2 separate regions of the Homo sapiens genome follow, and region 1 is linked to region 2. A link is a contact called in ENCODE Hi-C or POLR2A ChIA-PET data. All regions are on one chromosome and are shown on one strand. Each heading gives the region's core, a stretch centred on a gene start or an enhancer-like site at or near the end of the contact. The rest is flanking DNA. Distances are from core to core; before and after follow the strand shown.

Region 1 (3,944 bases), core at 472-2,971, 560 kb after region 2:
AGTAGTATCCAAAGGTAATAGCTTTATTCCTTGCATCTTTGATGATCTCAAGGCATCTTACATCAAGCCTCGCATTCCAAAGAAGCATACTGGCTCTACATGGATTGTCTTTCCATCAGTGAAACACATCTCCTGCCTACTAGGATGGGTACTTGATAGTGAGTTGAAACTCTAGAGGAGAAACTGAATAAGAATCTGGCAGGATCACAATAATTGAATAACAGAAGTATCAGGAGACCCTCTGCACTCTAAGGAATAAGGGTATCTGCTTTTACAGACTTTCTGCAGTAAGGGGCCATCTAATGAGAAAGGGGGCTAAGCAATATTTATTGCAGTACGACAGGCATCTTTTCAGATGCTGAGGCTTTTCAAAGACTTTAGTGTTCTCAGAGCCAGCCTCATTTGTCTAAAGACATCACAGCATGAAGCACTGTAACTAGAAAAAAAATGAGATCAGAGTAGAAACTCAATTTCCTATCCAATGGAACAGATCACATTTATATCAACATTTCTTTTTTTTTTCTTTCTTTCTTTTTTGAGATGGAGTCTCACTCTGTGGCCTAGGCTGGAGTGCAGTGGCGCAATCTCAGGTCACTGCAACCTTCGCCTCCCAGGTTCAAGTGACTCTCCTGCCTCAGCCTCCCGAGTAGCTGGTATTACAGGCACCCACCACCATGCTTGGCTAATTTTTCTATCTGTAATACAGACATGGGGTTTCGCCATGTTGGCCAGGCTGGTCTCAAACTCCTGACCTCAAGTGATTGCCCCCCAACACAGCCTTGGGCTCCTAAAGTTCTGGGATTACAGGCATGAGCAACCGCATCCAGCCTATATCAACATTTCTTAAACCTCAACTATTTGGGCACTTAAGAACGCTCCCGACGGGGTGCAGTGGCTCATGCCTGTAATCCCAGCACTGTGGGAGGCTGAGGCGGGTGTATCATTTAAGCTCAGGAGTTCAAGAGCAACCTGGGCAACATGGTAAAACCTCCGTCTCTACTAAAAATACAAAAAATTAGCCAGGCATGGTGGCACACACCTGTGGTCCGAGCTGCTTGGGGGACAGGGGTAGAAGGATCACTTGAGCCCGGGAGCTGTGATCGTGCCACTGTACATGAGCCTGGGTGACACAGCAAGACCTGCCTCAAAAAAAACCCCAACAAAACAAAAAACACTCCCCTGTGATTCAAGACTGTGAAATGTTGTATCTGCAAATAATTATCCCAAACGGAGAGTCGCTTGAGCCAGGAGGTTGAGGCTGCAGTGAGCTATCACTGTGCCACTGCAATCCAGTCTGGGTGAAAGAGCAAGACACTGTCTCTATTTTAAAAATGAAAAAAATTAGCCATGCCTGGTGGCGCATGCCTGTAGTCCCAGCTACTCGGAAGGCTGAGGCAGGAGAATCGTTTGAACCCAGGAGGCGGAGGTTGCACAGGGAGCTGAGATCGCACCACTGCACTCCAGCCTGGGCAACAGATTGAGACTCCATCTCAAAAAAAAAAAAAAAAAAAAAAAAAAAAAATCCAAAATGAATGAAAAGCAGGATGACTGAAAAAATATATTCAACAAATATATTCTGTCAAGTTATACAGAAAAATGTCATGTGCTTTTTGACTAACAACAGTCCTTTCAGTTCTATGGAGGTAAAATTATATAGATTATGCTGCACTTCCTGTTTTAACAAGCAAGTGAAATACTCCCTTTGCAAGAAGTTTCCGGCCCAGTGCAGTGGCTCACACCTATAATCCCGCACTTTGGGAGGCTGAGGTAAACAGATCACTTGAGGTCAGGAGTTTGAGACCAGCCTGGCTAACATGGTGAAACTTCATCTCTACTAAAAATACAAAAATGACCCAGGTATGGTGGCGCATGACTGTAATACCACCTAGCTGGGTAACTGAGGCAGGAGAATCGCTTGAACCCAGGAAGCAGAGGTTGCAGTGAGCTGTGATTGAGCCACTGCACTCCAGCCTGGGTGACAAAGCGAGACTCTGTCTCAAAAAAGAAAAAAGAAGAGGAAAAAAAAAAAGAAGAAAGATGTTTCTGGCCAGTCGCGGTGGCTCATGCCTATAATCCCAGCACTTTGGGAGGTCGAGGCGGGTGGATCACCTGAGGTCAGGAGTTCGAGACCAGCCTGGCCAACATGGCAAAACCCTGTCTCTACTAAAAATACAAAAATTAGCTGGACTTGGTGGTAGGCACCTGTAGTCTCAGCTACTTGGGAGGCTGAGACAGAATTGCCTGAACCTGGGAGGCAGAGATTGCAGTAAGCAAAGATTGCGCCATTGCACTCCAGCCTGGGCGACAGGGTGAGTGAGACTCCATCTCAAAAAAAAAAAAAAAAAAAAAAAAAAGAAGAAGAAGAAAAAAGAAGTTTCCATTCCACATTAATCACAATGAAATCTGTGTCTTTTGATTCTCCAGAGATCAAGACTACGTCAAGAACAAGATCTCTAAGCAGAAGTTAATTCAAAAGTGAAGGTAATGAAGCTCAAAGGATGGACTGAAAAGTTCAACCCTGTAATAAAACATGTGAAAATGGCCGCATGAGGTGGCTTACGCCTGTAATCCCAGCACTTTGGGAGGCCAAGGCAGGTGGATCACCTGAGGTCAGGAGTTCAAGACCAGCCTGGCCAACATGGTGAAACCCCATTTCTATTAAAAATCAAAATTAGCCAGGCGTGGTAGCACATGCCTGTAATCCCAGCTACTCAGGAGACTGAGGCAGTAGAATCCCTTGAACCTGGGAGGCAGAGGTTGTGGTGAGCCGAGACTGCGCCACTGCACGCCAGCCTGGGCAACAAGAGCGAAAATCTGTCTCAAAAAAAAAAAAAAGTGTGAAAATGGAAACTATAGGCAAAACTCAAACAACAAAATCAAAGCTGTAGTAAGCGGTTCATTTTGTGTTTGAGAATTCCAAACAAAATAGTTAGCTATTCCTTGCTAGCTTAGTAATTATGAGACAACTTAAGAATTAATCAAATTAATGAGCCTCCACATACACTTACACCTATGTCTAGAATACTTCATTAACTAGAGAAGATAATTTCCAGACTATTCTGGGCAGTTGCCTTGTCTTAAAAAGCAGTGAAAAGTGCTGACATGAGGATTAGGAAACAATTGTGTGAAGGCAAAGAAACTTAAAGTCATCCTTTTAAAAATAAAAATGTTCTTCCTTTAACTTCAATAATTCTGTTTAAATACCAATACTTAATGTGGAATTATCTATTCTGGCTCAACTGTGGCTTGGGAACTTGTGCAAATTACAAACTTGGTATGAATCACTGGTCTGCCTTCCACAAACTGCAGAGTTGAAGGTTAAGTTACTGAAAAGGTCACTTCACTCCTTTCTGGCCTGCAACAGTATCTTCCTCAAATGCCAAATGCTGTTAGCAATGTTTCTGGACAGGAGGAGGCAACAAACAAATCATCTGGGAGGTCATACTTATTGTAAGTTATGAATAGCAGAGACAGGGCACTAATTATGTTACAGAAGTAAGGGCCTCTATTAAAGCTGTGGCTTCAGTTTGTTTTCAGGTGTTAGAAAATGTCACATAATACCAAATAATTCAAAAATTAAGTAAGGAAGTAACAAGCAATTAAGACCAGCTATCTGATATATGCCTACTTGTACTGGCCCTTTAGGCTGGGGAGAAGATTTTCCTTCTGTTTATAATTTACAAGATTAGATCTAGAATTCTTGTCAACCTGATATTTATGACAAGCCATATATCCTTGACCTAACCCCAAAGAAGATACTATTTACCCACTGCTTTCTTCACCCTCTATAAAAATAAGGGCTGGCCTTGACTAAAATAGGCACCCTCTGGGAGAGGTCTATAGTCACATGCGGCCTGGCACAAATGTAACTTTTTTTTTCCTTTAAACGAGAACATCATTCCTTTGAATAGCCTGCCAAGTGTAGAACTGTCTCTTAATTTCTG
Region 2 (4,083 bases), core at 329-2,828:
CCTGTACTCCCAGCTCTTTGGGAGGCCAAGGCAGGTGGATCATGAGGTCAGGAGTTCAAGACTAGCCTGGCCAACATAGTGAAACCCCATCTTTGCTAAAAATATGAAAAATTAGCTGGGCATGGTGGCGGGTGCTTGTAATCCCAGCTACTTGGGAGGCTGAGGTGGGAGAATCGCTTGAACCTGGGAGGCGGAGGTTGCAGTGAGCCAAAATCGCACCATTGCACTCTAGGCCCGGCAACAGTATGAGACTCCATCTCAAAAAAAAAATAAATTTTTTTTAAGGCTTTTGAGCAAGAAAAGTGGATGAGCTGAAATGAGCAAATAGGAAGGAAACTCCTAGTTAAAGGAGGATGGGTATTTTTATTTGGGTATAGCTCATGGCTAAAGAAACTTAAAAGGAAAACCTAAATGATCAGTTTCGAAAGTGAATTCCAGCCGGGCGTGGTGGCTCAGGCCTGTAATCCCAGCACTTTGGGAGGCCGAGGTGGGCGGATCACCTGAGGTCGGGAGTTCGAGACCAACCTGACCAACACAGAGAAACCCCGTCTCTACTAAAAATACAAAATTAGCCAGGCGTGGTGGTGCATGCCTGTAATCCCAGCTACCCGGGAGGCTGAGGCAGGAGAATTGCTTGAACCTGGGAGGCAGAGGTTGCAGTGAGCCAAGATCTCGGTGAGCTAAGATTGCACCATTGCACTCCAGCCTGGGCAACAAGAGGGAGACTCTGTCTCAAAAGAAAAAGTGAATTCCAGCTAAATTCTGAAACTCCTTGTTCTCTGAACTCATATTATTAGTTGAAGATTCTAAGCCCCACTAATAACTGTAATGCAATTTGAGCAAATCCCTTTTAGGGAGAAAGTGACAGCTATATGAAACTACATAGTGTGGGCGTATGATAATAACAGGTAACTCTTCTCAGCACTTACTGTGGTGTCAAGCACCGTGCTAAGTTAAGGACTTTCCCCTTGTAAGAACTGTAAGGTAGGTTTTTTTTATTGTTCAGTTTTACAAGCGAGCAAACTGAAGCTCAGGAGGAATTAAGCAACTTGTCAAACAGTACATGAGAGATTCGTTTTATGTATTATGTATAAACATATACAGATTGATTTTTTCAAAAGATTTTTATTGCGATATAGTTCACTTATATAATCTACATTTAAAGGTTATTCAATGGTTTTTAGTATATCTGCTGAGTTATGCAACTATCACTACTGTCAAATTTCAGAAATTTTTTTCTTTTTCTTTCTTTTTTGTTTTTTTGTTGTTTTTGAGACAGGGTCTCACTCTCTTGCCTAGGCTGGCACCATCACAGCTCACTGCACCCTTGACCTTCTCGGCTTAAGCAATCCTCCCACCTCAGCCTCCCAAATAGCTAGGACTGCAAGCAAGCACTACCACGCTTGGCTAATTTTTAAAGATTTTTTTGTAGAGAAAATGTGTCCCTATGTTGCCCAGACTGGGCTCAAGCAGTCCTCCTGCCTTGGCCTGCCAAAGTGCTAAGATTACAGGTGTTAGCCACTGCACCCACCCTGTAATATTTTCCTCACCCGAAAAAGAAACCCCATACCTGTAGTAGTCACTCCTCATTTCTCCCCAACCCCTCCAGCCCAGGCAACCTGCTAACCTACTTCCTGTCTCTAGATTTGCCTATTCTGGACATTTCATATAAATAGAATCATATGTGGCCTTTTGTTTCTTCTTTTACTTAGCATAATGTTTTGGAGGTTCATCTACGTTGTGGCATGTTTCAGGTGCTTAATTCCTTTTTATCACTGAATATATTCCATTGCATGGATGTACTATGTTTTGTTTGTTAGACGAAAATGTTTCTCCGTTTGTCAGTTGATGGACATTTGGGTTGTCGCCACTTTTTGGCTATTATGAGTAACGCTGCTGTGTGTATTTGTGTATATGTTTTTGTGGGTTTCCTTTTTTTTGAGACAGCTTGCTTTGTTGCCCAGGCTGGAGTGCAGTGGCATGATCTCAGCTCTCTGCAACCTCTGCCTCCTGGGTTTAAGCGATTCTCCTGTCTCAGCCTCCCTAGTAGCTGGGATTACAGGTGTGCACCACCACGCCTGGCTAATTTTTGTATTTTTAGTAGAGATGGGGTTTCACCATGTTGGCCAGGCTGGTCTTGAACTCCTGACCTCAAGTGATCAGCCCACCTTGGCCTCCCAAAGTTCTGGGATTACAGGCATGAGCCACTGCACCCAGCCCCATGTATAAGTTTTTGTATGGGTATATGTTTTCATTTATCTTGGGTATATACCTTGGAGAGGAATTGCTGGGTCATGTAGTTACTCTATGTTTTAACTTTTTGCGGAACTGCCAGCAATTTTTCGAAGTGGCTGCACTATTTTACATTTCCACCAGCAGTGTATGAGATTCCAGTTTCTTCACATCCTTGTCAACACTTGGTATTATCTGTTGTTTTGTTTGTACGCATCCTAGTGGGTGTGAAGTGGCATCTCATTGTGGTTTTGATTCGCATTTCTCTTATGATTAATGATGTTGAGCATCTTTTCATGTGCTTATTGGCAATTTGTGTATCTTCCTTGGAGAAATGTCATCTCAAATCCTTTGCCCATTTAAAAATTGAGTTATTTGACTTGTTGAGTTGTAAAGGTTCTTTGCATATTCTGGATAGTAGGCCCTTATCAGTATGTGATTTGCAAATATTTTCTCCCATTCCATGGGTTGTCTTTTTTTTTTTGAGATGGAGTTTCGCTCTTGTTGCCTAGGCTGGAGTGCAATGGTGTGATCTCGGCTTACCACAACCTCCGCCTCCCAGGTTCAAGCAATTTTCCTGCCTCAGCCTCCCGAGTAGCTGGGATTACAGGCATGCGCCACCATGCCTGGCTAATTTTGTATTTTTAGTAGAGATGGAGTTTCTCCATGTTGATCAGGCTGATCTCGAACTCCCTACCTCAGGTGATCCTCCCGCCTTGGCCTCCCAAAGTGCTGGGATTATAGGGATGAGCCAATGAGCTCAGCCAAAATTTTGTTCTTTTGCATGTAGATATGCAGTTGTTCAAGCGGCACTTGTTGAAAGGACAGTTCTTTCCCAATGAATTATTTTGGCACCCTTGTTGAAAATCAATTGACCATAAATGTGTGGGTTTATTTCTGGACTCTAAATTGTATTCCATTGACCTGTATGTCTGTCCTTATGCCAGTACCACGTTGTCTTGATTGCTGTAGCTTTGTGTAGTACGTTTTAAAATTGGCAAGCGTGAAATGTGAGTCCTCAGACCTCTCTCTTCAAGGTGGCTATTCTAGGTTTCTTGCATTTCCACATGAATTCTAAGATCAGCTTGTCAATGTCAGCAAAAAGCCAGCTGAGATTTTGATAGGAGTTGAATTGAATCTATACCTCAGTTTGGAGAGTTTTGTCATTTTAACAATATTGTCTTTTAAACCATGAGCATAAGGATGTTTTTCAATTTATTTAGGTCTTCTTTAATTTTTTGAGGTTTTTTTTGTTTGTTTGTTTTTTGAGATGGAGTTTTTACTATTGTTGCCCAGGCTGGAGTTCAATGGCACAATCTTGGCTCACTGCAACCTCCGTCTCCCAGGTTCAAGCGATTCTCCTGCCTCAGCCTCCCAAGTAGCTGGGATTACAGACATGTGCCACCACGCCCGGCTAATTTTGTATTTTTAGTAGAGGTGGGGTTTCTCCATGTTGGTCAGGCTGGTCTCGAACTCCCGACCTCAGGTGATCCGCCCACCTCAGCCTCCCCAAGTGCTGGGATTACAGGTGTGAGCCACCACACCAGGCCAGTTCTTCTTTAATTTTTTTTAAACAATGTTTTATGGTTTAAGAGTATGTAAGTTTTATATTTATTGTGTCATATTTATTCCTAAATGTTTTATTTTTTGATGCTATTATAGATGGAATTGTTGTCTTAATTTCATTTTTGAGTTGCTCATTACAAGTATGTAGAAATATAATTGATTAGTTATTGATCTTGTGTCCTGAAACCTTGCTGAACTCATTTAATAGTTCTAATAGTTTTTTGGTGGATTCCTTAGGATTTTATACACAAGATCATGTCATCTTCCTTTCCATTCTGGATGCTT

Evidence for each region. Hi-C counts contacts between places; a loop is a spot of excess contacts on that map. ChIA-PET counts read pairs that join two places held with the same protein, here RNA polymerase II (POLR2A). Pooled maps may share reads with other maps.
Region 1: a loop to region 2 is called in a pooled map, with 2.8 times the contacts of the local background. The contact joins two enhancer-like sites. A Hi-C loop is called at or near these places in 1 of 37 single-sample maps with no recorded cell type and 7 of 50 pooled maps. POLR2A ChIA-PET finds 5 or more read pairs at or near these places in 1 of 52 experiments (RWPE1).

The regions. Positions count from the first base shown.
Region 1 is chr12:110,560,795-110,564,738 of GRCh38, forward strand. The region is part of intron 1 of PPTC7 (protein phosphatase targeting COQ7); the gene reads right to left. Among named protein-coding and RNA genes, the nearest start is that of PPTC7, 21 kb to the right of the region's middle. Within about 2 kb of position 1,722, at least 9 of the 41 ENCODE cell types and tissues checked have a DNase peak (open chromatin) inside an H3K27ac peak, as active enhancers do.
Region 2 is chr12:110,003,898-110,007,980 of GRCh38, forward strand. The region is part of intron 1 of ANKRD13A (ankyrin repeat domain 13A); the gene reads left to right. Among named protein-coding and RNA genes, the nearest start is that of ANKRD13A, 6.5 kb to the left of the region's middle. RefSeq lists an enhancer at 1,613-1,752. Within about 2 kb of position 1,579, at least 6 of the 41 ENCODE cell types and tissues checked have a DNase peak (open chromatin) inside an H3K27ac peak, as active enhancers do.